Linked DNA regions of Mus musculus: region 2 is linked to region 1. Evidence: chromatin contacts called from ENCODE Hi-C or POLR2A ChIA-PET data. All regions are on one chromosome and are shown on one strand. The core of a region is the stretch at or near the end of the contact, and the rest is flanking DNA. Distances in the headings are between cores, read along the strand shown.

The links. Hi-C counts contacts between places; a loop is a spot of excess contacts on that map. ChIA-PET counts read pairs that join two places held with the same protein, here RNA polymerase II (POLR2A).
Region 2: a loop to region 1 is called in a map of v-Abl transformed pro-B cells, with 3 times the contacts of the local background. The contact joins two enhancer-like sites. A Hi-C loop is called at or near these places in 3 of 37 maps with a recorded cell type or tissue (left cerebral cortex and v-Abl transformed pro-B cells). POLR2A ChIA-PET finds 5 or more read pairs at or near these places in 3 of 5 experiments (Patski and embryonic stem cell).

The regions. Positions count from the first base shown.
Region 1 is chr10:95,252,007-95,257,491 of GRCm38, forward strand. All of the region lies in intron 2 of Cradd (CASP2 and RIPK1 domain containing adaptor with death domain), which reads right to left. Among named protein-coding and RNA genes, the nearest start is that of Cradd, 69 kb to the right of the region's middle. Within about 2 kb of position 2,801, at least 2 of the 3 ENCODE cell types and tissues checked have a DNase peak (open chromatin) inside an H3K27ac peak, as active enhancers do.
Region 2 is chr10:95,469,144-95,474,628 of GRCm38, forward strand. No RefSeq gene overlaps it. Among named protein-coding and RNA genes, the nearest start is that of Mrpl42, 30 kb to the right of the region's middle. Within about 2 kb of position 3,150, at least 1 of the 3 ENCODE cell types and tissues checked has a DNase peak (open chromatin) inside an H3K27ac peak, as active enhancers do.

The sequences.
Region 1 (5,485 bases), core at 1,551-4,050:
GGTGCGCCTCTGAGCTGCACTCCCTGCTACCCCAGCGCCACCGCTCCTCAGGGTGCCCTCGGCGTTCCCTTTCTCTCATCAACTTTGAGGTTCCTGTGTCCCTGAAGACACCCTTCCTTCTCTCTGGCTGCGTTTCACACTGCACTCGGGCTCCACGTGTTCTTCGAGAATAAAGCTCTGTCTCTCACTCTCCTCTGGAAAGCTTCTCGGTGTAATCAGAATAAACCCAAAGCCACTTGAGAGTCACCTGGAGACATTTAAAGCGCCTGTGCCTCAACTCTTCTGTTGAGAGGTGGACAAGAGGCAGGATGGATGGCTCAGCCGGTCACCTCTTACCTGCCGCTGTTCTTGACTGGCTTGTTGGGCCCAGATCTCTGCGGCCCTCTCCCCAAGTCACTCAAACCTGTATCCCACAGGCCGTCACTGCAGGTCTAGATATCTGCTTCAACAGGCCTTTCCCTTGATCATTATTTACTGTCACTTCCTAACCTGGGCTAACGCCAAGAATCACACCAAACCCTCACTACTGGTAAGGGGCTCACAGGGAGCGTAGGAGCCCTTCACTCACCCAGAGTAAGTACTTACAACAGTGCTGGTGCTCAGTTAACACACAGTGGGTGAATGAATGAATGACAAATTAACCAAGATATAAACCTTCAAGTTTAAGTTCCTGGCGCAGAAGCCCCATTGCATCCATGTCCTGGCTTGGCCTGTTTTTCTTCTGCTGTTGCTGAGTTTGTTTGTTTGTTTGTTTGTGACAGGATTTTCTACTATAGCACAGCCAGCCTTGAACTCATAGCCATTCTCCTGCCTCAGATGCCACCATGACCGACTTGGCTCAGCACATTATGACAGTAGATGTGAAATTCTATAGACCACAGAGTGGGGCAAATTATATGAAGATCCTGATGCCGAGGCGTCTTGTTGAAAGTCACAATTTCACTATGGATCTAGATGGTTTTAAATCGGCACAAACACACACACCGGAACTCTCTCGTGGTAACTGAGATGTGCCGAGATAAATTTTTAAAGCAGTCCCTCGGATTTAATTTTACATTAAAAATTTAAAGCAGCCCCTGTAGGTGTGGCCTGGCCTTTAAGAGCACTCATAGCTGGGCAGGGACCAGCATCTTCCTTGCTCACAGCTGCTGTCCCCACTGCTGCTTCATGCTGGCCCACGTGCAAACTTGCCTCCTGTCGCTCAGCCCCACACTTGGTCACCCTGCACCCTCTCTAGAGATCTTATTTTCTCCAAATCTGCTTGTCAGAATTCCAATCATTTCTAAAAGATCAGATACATCATCACTTTGTTCATAACACCTTCTCCATTTTATATATAGATATAGAGATGATGATGATATGATCTCCATACTTCTATTCTAATATGTATTTGACAGAGATCCAGCAGACTGAACTTTTGAAAGCAATAATTCAGCACTACTGTCCCTTTCAGTGACACTCAGTAGAGCTAGGGTAGAACCCAGCATGTTGAAGGTTCTAGGCTCCTTGCATACTCATTCCCTGACTGGTGTAGTGCCATGGCGCAGCCCACTGCCCCTCAGAGCTTGGACCCGTGCTGCTGCCTCTGGCTGGAGCTCTCTTGCTCTTCTTCTCATCCCTCAGGTAATTCCTCAACTGTTTGTGTTCAGGGAGTCTTCCTGAGGCATGGGTAGGTGACTCGCTCGTTTACTGCCAGCTGTTTCCTTCGCAGCGCTCTTCTTGGGCTGTAGCTCTCTGTAGCATGGAAGCTCCCCAGAGGTGGTGGGCATGTCTACACTGTTGGCCATTTTATTCCCAGTTCCCCACAGAATGGCTGGAGTCACCACAGCATGAGAAACTGTATTATTCAAGGGCCGCAGTATCAGGAAGGCTGAGAACCACTGGGTTAGACCTGTTTATCAAGCTAGGAGCTTCGGATTGCTGTGACAGACACCTGAGACAGTAACATTATGGTTTTATTTGGGTCACCATTTGAAGGGAGGTTTCACGCATGATTAGTTGGCCCGGTCGCTTTGCGCCTATGTCAAGGCGGCACACCATGGAAAAGAAGTGTGGCCAAGGGAACCTCTTACCTCCTGGCAGCCAAGAAACAAAGAGAAAGGGGCTAGGGATCCGGTATCCTCTCCCAGGGCCTACCCCCATGCATTCAACTTCCTCCACTAGGCCACTCCTCTTAAAGGTTCTATTGCCTCCCAATAGAGCCTCTCAATAGAACCTCCCAACAGAACTGCAAGCTGCTGACCAAATGTGGGGTGGGGGTTGGGAGAGGCTTTGGGAGATGGTTACCCAGCCATAGCACCAGGGCAATGGTTTCTCTTGACTCTCACTCCATTTGGCCTACGTTTTTGCACTTCTATTCCTTCCTTTTCCTCTTCCTACTTGATTGAACAATGCTACCAATACTTTCCTGCACTGCTTATGCTGGGGCCCCGAATGACAAACGACTGGTATTCACCACTTCTCTGGAAGAGAGCTATTTGTCCACTGTATCTACAATTAGCCGGGCTGACCTTGACAAGCCAAACAATACCCTGTTTGCCACACTCCCGCAGCAGAAGGAAGGGACTGCGAGGGTGCTCGGCTCCCAATCACAGTTTATTTTGTAAAGAGCAGACTTCCAATAATTCCCGTTCCTGGAAATCCACGGACTGCCTTTGTTGCTTCCCACTTTGGCAGCATCTGCTGATCCCGGTTGGATTGAGCTGCCTGCTTTCCTGCTGCTTGCCTTTCTGGGAGCTGACGGAGGGGGGCACCTTGAAGGAGCCACAGCTTCCTAAGGCAGAGAACCATGGTTATCAGGTTCTTTCCTTGGGTGCAGGATAGGGGTTGGGGGCACCGAGGGCAGGAAGGCATGCGAATGGAAGACGACAGGCAGGCTTTTGGCTGGCAGTGTTCAACCAAGCCCAGAACTGGAACCGTTTCAAATTAGCCAAATGGTATTCTGTAAGGACCGGACTGAAGAGGTTCACAAAGCAAAATAATCCACTCTTCAAGCAAATCGTGCAGGAAGAATTCTCCCTCATCAAGTACCTAAGGAAAACGAGCGGTTCCCTTTTGATTGAGTTAGCAGAGCATCCTATTCTTATTCATATGTACAACTTCTTTTTAACTATGTAGTAACTTTGCTGTAATTGGTAACAGATATTTTTCTCTCTTGTGCTGTTCCCTTGCCCCCCGTGTTCCCCCTACCTTCAAGCCAAGATTATATCAACGATTATTACTGCTGTGGTTTTTTTCCACTCTGGTTACATCATGTGCAATAAAAGCAAACATTTGTAACTAGCACACTATGTAACACAATACCCTTCTCTATTTTGCTGGTCCTCAAAACTTAAAGAGTCATAAAACACTCTACACTCACACAAAATTAAATGCCGAGATATTTTCAAATTCTCGGTAAGATATTTCTTAGCCCCTGAGTTCCTGGAAACCTCTGAGGATCTCTCAGAAGAACAGAGCCCAACAGAATCACAACAGACAACAGCACCTATCTGAATTTGGATGACTGATCCACTCCCAAGGTCCCATGCTTTTCCTTTCCTGCAGGAAAAAAAAGAAAAAGGATCAAAGCTGTCTAGGGCACCGCTGGCTTGAGGTCTTTGCGTATGAGTCCATCTAACTGGCAGATCAAGCTGCAGAAAATCTAAAATAAATGGCCAAATACTCCTATAAATTAGGCTTGCAGCAAATCAGAGCATGTGCAAAATGCCATCTGTGAAAACACCCACTGCATTTACTACTCTTGACTACAGAGACAAGCTCATTTTACCCAAAGCTGTAGTGGCCTATAAGGAGCCACTAATAATTTAAATAACAGAAATGAGTTAATTTCTATTTCTTGATGTCCTATGAGAAATATTTAGTTATTGATTTGGAGATATGTGGTGGGGTTTTTTGTTGTTGTTGTTGTTGTTGTTGTTGTTGTTGTTGTTTTTCTTCCCATAAAATCGATAAGTTTCTAAAACCACCCCCAGGGTTATCTGTTTGAGAAATACAGTAATGATGGGGATCTCATCCCAGTAATGATGGGATATCTCAGCTCACTGCTAAGCACATGTAGACTTTAATCTCAAAATATCTTGGTTTTCTGCCTGGTGGGGTGGTGACTAGTTTTAATTGTAATAACAGTCAATGCACCTTTTGAAGTGAGTCTGCCACAGTCACACCAGTAGCCAGGAGAGAACTAATAAACTTCAGTCCTTAGCAAAAACGGGTGGGGTATGAACTCCAATCATTAATGTACCGTGAAGTCTCCGGTCTAACGCCTGCCCTGTGATTGTCTCCAATGCAGGCTAAGTCCGGCTGCTTCCCTACCCACACTTCCTCTTCTTTCCTCCTACAGGCCCATCACTGTCCCATACATAGGACGACAATAGCCACCTCAATTGCTCCATGGCCCTCTGACAGCCAGAGGAATCGTCCAGCACCCCTCCCAGACACTGATGTTCCCTGGCATCTCCCCCCCCCTTTTCTCCTCCTCCTCCTCCTCGCCATTCTTTTACAGAGGCAGCTGGGCAGACAGCGCCCCAACACTGCTGGAGCTTTCTGAGAACTGGGCTAAAACGAGCACGCTTTAATCAGGTGTGCCTAACTACTTTCAAAATCAACAAAGGAAAAGTTACACTAAGCTCACTTATCCAGAAACCTGTATCTGAGGAGCCTGACTTTCCAGAAAAAAAAAGAAGCAGAGCTGGACGAGCTGGGAGAGGAGGCTCATGGGTATCACAAAACCTATATACTAAGCCCTGTGTATTTATTGCTTTTTATTTATTTTCCTATTTTTCTTTATTAAGCAAACCTGATAAAGTAAGCCATTTACTTTTTTTCCCCCCCAAATGATCAGAGAAACTGTATTTTGGGAGTCTGGGATCTCTTTCAGTAGCCATGAAGGCAGCACAGAAAAAAACAATAGCCTGTCTGGCTAGGGCAGGCCGGGGGCAAACAATGAAAACCAGACAGGAAGAGCTTAAAAACACAAATTGCTGTTTTCAGCATAATGAGAAAACTCTGTCGTGAGTGTGCTCTGAGTATTTGCTGGAGCACAATACTTCCAACAAGACCCTGAAATCGTGGGAAATACCAGATAAAGCTCCCATACTTTAAGTAAATAGTTTTAAGGAAAATGGATTTCAGTAAATTTTCCAACAAAATGGATGGGACAGCTTAAGAGATGGGTCTGAAATGGTAACTATTCCTTAGACAAAAATTTCTGTCATGATCTATACACAAATACACAGTGAGTGCACGTCAACATGTATATAATTCATTATTGACAGCAAGGTGGCAAAGAACACAATACATAGAATCAGTTAAAAGGGAAATTCTGGGAAATCTGGGGAGATGGCCCAGAGGGTAAGAATATCGACTGCTCTTACAGAGGACCTGAGTTCAGCTCCCAGCACCCACATCAGGTGGCTCACAATGGCCTGGAACTCCAGGGCTAAGGTATCGGATGCCCTCTTGGTGTGTGTAAACACACACTCAC
Region 2 (5,485 bases), core at 1,900-4,399, 220 kb after region 1:
GTCTCAAACCATCCAGCCTATATCCCCCCCCCCTCCCACCCCACTCCCGTCTAGAAGCTCAGTCCTTCAACTTCTGGCCATCACCTTTATTCTGAGTCCTCAGACACCTCCTGCTAGGACATCTTCCCTGTCTTGTAAATATATGGGCTCTTTCTTGAGGCTCTGATTTCAGCCTTCTCGTTTCTTTTTCTATTTCTTCTTCAGCAATCTTGGCTCTTCCCAGCTTCCCTTGTCATTTGAAACCCCTCAACCTCTATTGGTGAGTGTATTGGCATGGAAGCTGTTACTTAGAGACTGTGTTTGCTAGAAAGTATCACTTCTTCCCTGGGCCCACAAACTAACTAAGAGCAGAGGGTTAGCCTGGCATCTGGGCCTTGACATTCATTTTGAATCAGCCTTCATCTTAAAACTGAATCACACACACACACACACACACACACACACACACACACACACACACACACACACAGAGTCGGCAGTGGTGAGGCATGTCTTTAATCCCAGCACTATGGAGACAGAGGCAGGTGGATCTCTTTTAGTTCAAGGACAGCTTGCTTCATAGAGCTAGCTCTAGGACAGCCAGCACTACACAGAGAAACCCTATTGTAGTAACAATTTTGGAATTTTGGTTTCTTTAAAAAAAAAAACAGAAATATTATAAGAAAAAAATTTTTTTAATCCTAGTTATGTGGAAATGGAGATGTGTCAGATTACCCACAACAACTGACTATGAGTTGCCTCGTGTTCTAGCAGGGGCATGATTTTATCAGAGGCAGATAGTTTCTGCAATTGTGTATGTTTGGAATCCTGGGGACTTTTCAGGGGTACATAAATGCTAGAGCCCTGAGAGGCAGGGTGGGTTGTTGGTTTTTTGAATTTTTGGTGTTGGTTGTGGCTTGTTATGTAGTCATGCACAAAGAAGAAAGAAGAAATTAGATATCCCAACAGTGACAAAGATCAAACTTGTCCCAAGGAAGTCTAACGACATTGTCCCATTTCCTCCTGTCCTTTCTTTTCTAGTGTTAGGGGGTTGGAAGTGTGGAGAAGGCTAGAAAAGAGTGGGAGAAAGAAGTCACAAAGTAGCAAGGGACAGCTACATCTTATCTCCAGATTTTAAAAAGAAAAGAAACAAATGAGCTGAAAATATGGAGATTTGGGGATGGATCAGATTACCCACAACTGACTATGATTTGCCTCCTGCTCTAGCAGGGGCATTAGTGACTGGGCATCTCCCTATCAGCCTTGGACTGCCCTGACTCCCACCCTGACAAGGTAATTGAAAGTTCCCCTACCCCTTCTCCCACCTTCCATCCCAAGAATAGCAACGTCTCACAGAAAGATCACACTGCGATGATATCATCCTCCGACCGATAAGGACCCACTCAGGCCACCTTTGCAGAAGCAGAACTGAGGCTAGAGTCCAGTCTGACGAAGACTGGCCCCTGCACTGCTTCTCCATTTAACCCAAAAATTCACGATGGGCTGCGATGCCCACTAGCCATCTTCTCAACATAGCTAAACGCTGGCTAAAATTGTTTTCACCAAGACCCCCAGAATGGAACATTTGCCCTACGTGGTTACTAACATAATGTCTCAGTTACTGCTCGATTGCTCTGAAGAAACATCATGACTTAGGCACCTTATAAAAGGAGACATTTAATCGGGGGCTTGTATCAACATACAAAGATTTATACCAATGACAACCTTAAACCTGTATCAATATACAATAATCCATATCAATGTAAACAAATTAACCTTATTTGAGAAAAGCAATAGCTCTACATTGATGATGAGCTACCCTTTTATTCTGTTATTCCTAGATGATAATTCTATACAGCCTTCTCACTAGCAGGAAATAATCCTTATGTCCATATTCTTCAACCACTGACTACCAGGAACACATGTGGAGCTAAATAAGATGAGTTTATCACTCAACACAATGAAAAAGAACAGTCAGCATGGGCAACCTTGAGGTATCTCAGAAGAATGTGAGGAAATCTGTTACAGCATTTGGGATTAGGCTGGTACAGTGTACAGCATTTAAGGAAGCAGGCATAGCTCTAGACTGAATATAGTCAGAGAGCAGGGGTATTTCATGACTGAGAATCCTAAGAAACCTTGGTTCTCCAAGGAGGGCAAACCAAAGCAAGGGTAAAGCTGTAGCCAGTGATCGTTTTTCCTGAGAGAGGGATGTTAGTCATCTTGTGGTTGGCACAATAATTCTATTCTTAACTATGCTAGGTGAATCGTGAAGTGAACATTGGGTGTCTCATTTCATACAGGCCCCAAGGACATTGCCCAGATGCTGTAAGATCATATACCCAACAGGAAAACACAGGCCTCACTGCCAAAGCTGGGTCATCTGGATGTCAAGAGCTGTGGTGTGTGTGTGTGTGTGTGTGTGTGTGTGTGTGTGTGTGTGTGCGCATGGGGGTATGTGAGTATGTATGTGACTGTGAGTTATGTGATTGTATGAGTGTATAACTGTGCGTGAGTGTATATGATTGTATGTGATTGTATGTATGTGATTGTATAACTTGTGTGAGTATGTATGAGTGTGTAACTGTGTGTGTGAGTGTATGTGATTGTAAATATGTGTATGAGTGTGTAACTTGTGTGAGTGTATGTGATTGTATGGATGTGTGTGAGTATATATGAGTGTGTAAGTGTGTGAGTATATGTGATTGTATGTGTGTGTGTGAGTGTGTAACTGTGTGAGTGTATGTGATTGTATTGTATGTGAGTGGGTGTAACTGAGTGTGAGTGTGTAACTGAGTGTGTGTATGAGTGTATATGTATATGAATGTGTGAGTGTGGGTGTATGTGATTGTGAGTATGTGAGTGTACATGAGTGTGTGAGTGTGTAACTGTGTGTGTGAGTGTATGCCTCACCCCGTCTCATCCGTCATCACTCATGTTCATTCCTGTACGGATTAGTGGTCAAGTCCTGCTCACATGACTATGTCTGTCTCTCTGAAATCCAGCCTCTCCTCCTATCCTTTCTGCTGTTTTCCTAACCCCAACCATTGTCAGCTGTCATCCTCATCACTACGTCACGTAATGGTGTCTCTGACATTCCATCTTGTTCCTATTCCAATCTGTCCTTCCCTATCCACCCTTTAGCAAGAATGAGGTTTCTAAATGCGTCATCCCCTGCTAAAATTCTTCCTTGGTGGGTATCGACAGCTGTGTGCTAACATTACACGGCAAAAATAAAAACCAGTGCGGTTAGCAATGCAAATAAATGTTCTCTCTTCCCAGCGAGGAATCAAGAAGAGCAGAAAGTATATTTGCATTAAAAAATCATCCAAATTTAGAGCCTCTTTTGGTATTCTGACCCCCTCTTAGGGTATTATGACTCAGTGAGAACCTGCTGGATGGCACGACTACTTAAAAAAAACAAAAAACAAAAAAAACTAAAAACCTTAATGTGTTACTGGCACCATTAGCACAATGAAAGCATCCTGAGCAAGAAAACTGCGCTCAGTTCTGGGTAACACATTCTCAGAGAGATGCTATTAAAAGGATGAATGAATGTATAGCTCAAAGGGGGAGGGGCAACCAAAATTGGGGAGGTTTGGAGAACATGCCATACGGATAATGGGGGGGGGGGTGAATAATAATGAGATCTGACAAATGCTTTTGAGTATCTAAAGAGCTGTCGCCTGTGAAATGGAGTCCATTTATTTTGTGATTTTAGGGATAGGATCAAGTGTAAGAATTACAAGCCATAGAAACACTGCTTTCATCCCAAGGAAGTAAACACTTTATAATAAGACCGCCTAGTAATGGAGTGAAGAACAGAGACTTGTATTATAAGAGTTTATATCACTAGAGGGAAAACAGGGTCATGCAGACAGCAGCGCAGACAATAGCTCTCTCCGTGGAATAGATTCTCTCCTTCCACCTCTATGTGGGTTCTGGGAAGCACAGTTGGTTTGCCAGGTTTGAGCTGTAAGTGCCTTAACCCGCTGAGCAATTTCACCGGCCCGGCCCTCTCAATGAGACCCCAATAGCAGAGGAAATAAGATGAAGAACTGATAAACGGCACTAGATTAAAATGCCTCCACGCAGCAAAAGAAAACGATCAATAGAAAAAGCCACAGTCTACAAAATAAGAAAAAAGGAATCGTATTCATCTGATAAGGAGCTAATATCTAGAATATATAAAGAACAGTAAAAGAATGAGTAATCCAACCAACTGGTAGGCAGATGAACAAAAGAGATACTGATCAAATTTTTAAAGGGGGGGCAATAAACACATGAAAAAATGTTTGGCATTCTTAACCATCAAGAAAATGCAAATCAAAAAGTACACTGAAGCATCCCAATGTGTATATTCATGCTCCACCCCCACGGCTCGGTGGGGAAGACGGGCCAGACCAAGGTCCCCCACCTTCATCCCAGCACTTGGGGGTGGAGACCGACAGACACTATGAGAGATCCTGTCTCAAAAACAAACAAATATTCCTACATTGTGATTTCATGTGGTCCAAGTCAGAATGGCTTTCATGAAGAACATAAGCAATAACTGCTGGCAAGCTGGCTGTTCTTGGTTGGTTGGTTGTTTTTGAGACAATGTTTCTCTGTTTCCTGGGGCTTGCTCTATAGACCAGGCTGGCCTTGAACTCAAGAGATCCACCTGCCTCTCCCTCCCAAATGCTGGAACTAAAGGCCTGTGTCAACACTGCCCAGCTCTTTTCTTAAAAGTATTTATAATTAGGGTTGGAGAGATTGCTCAGTAAGAGCACCTGCTGCTCTTCCATAGAACCCAAGTTCAACTCCTGCATGGCTTGCTTTCTGGCACTGCAGCTCCAGGGAATCTGGTGCTCACTTCTGACTTCCATGGGAACTATGTACACACACACACACACACACACACACACACACATACACACACAAACACACACACAAATAAAAATATAGTTGGAATTAAAGATAAAGATGTCTCCTAGAACATATGGAAGCTGTCTTGTATTTGAATATTTTTTCAGCTTTAATGTTACTAAGTGATTAGCTGCAGGCAGGTAAAGTTGAGGAGAGATATAAAATACTCTAATAAGCAGCTTTAAAACTGCAGTTTCTATGTTCAAGAAAACACACAAATAAACTGTCTCAAAATCCTTCAGTCTCAGGAGTTCTGTGGCTACATTTCTATCCTGAGTCCCACAGGGACTCCTTACTTAAAATCCTTCATGCCAAGGCAGTTTGCTTTTACAAAACTATGTGGGGATGGTAAAAAGGCCAGGCAGTGCCAGCACTAGGAGCCATGCAAGACACATAACTTAATAAGGTCATCAATCCCAGTTGTGAAGGTTACAGCTTAGTAGGAGAGACAGACATTCATCAAATGACCACACTAGAAGATGCCTAACCGCCCTGCATGGTGGCACATGCCTTCAAACTCAGCACTCGGGAAACAGAGGCCAGCCTGGCCTACACAGTAAGTTCTAGGCCTGCTAGAGCTATGAGACCTCATCTCAAA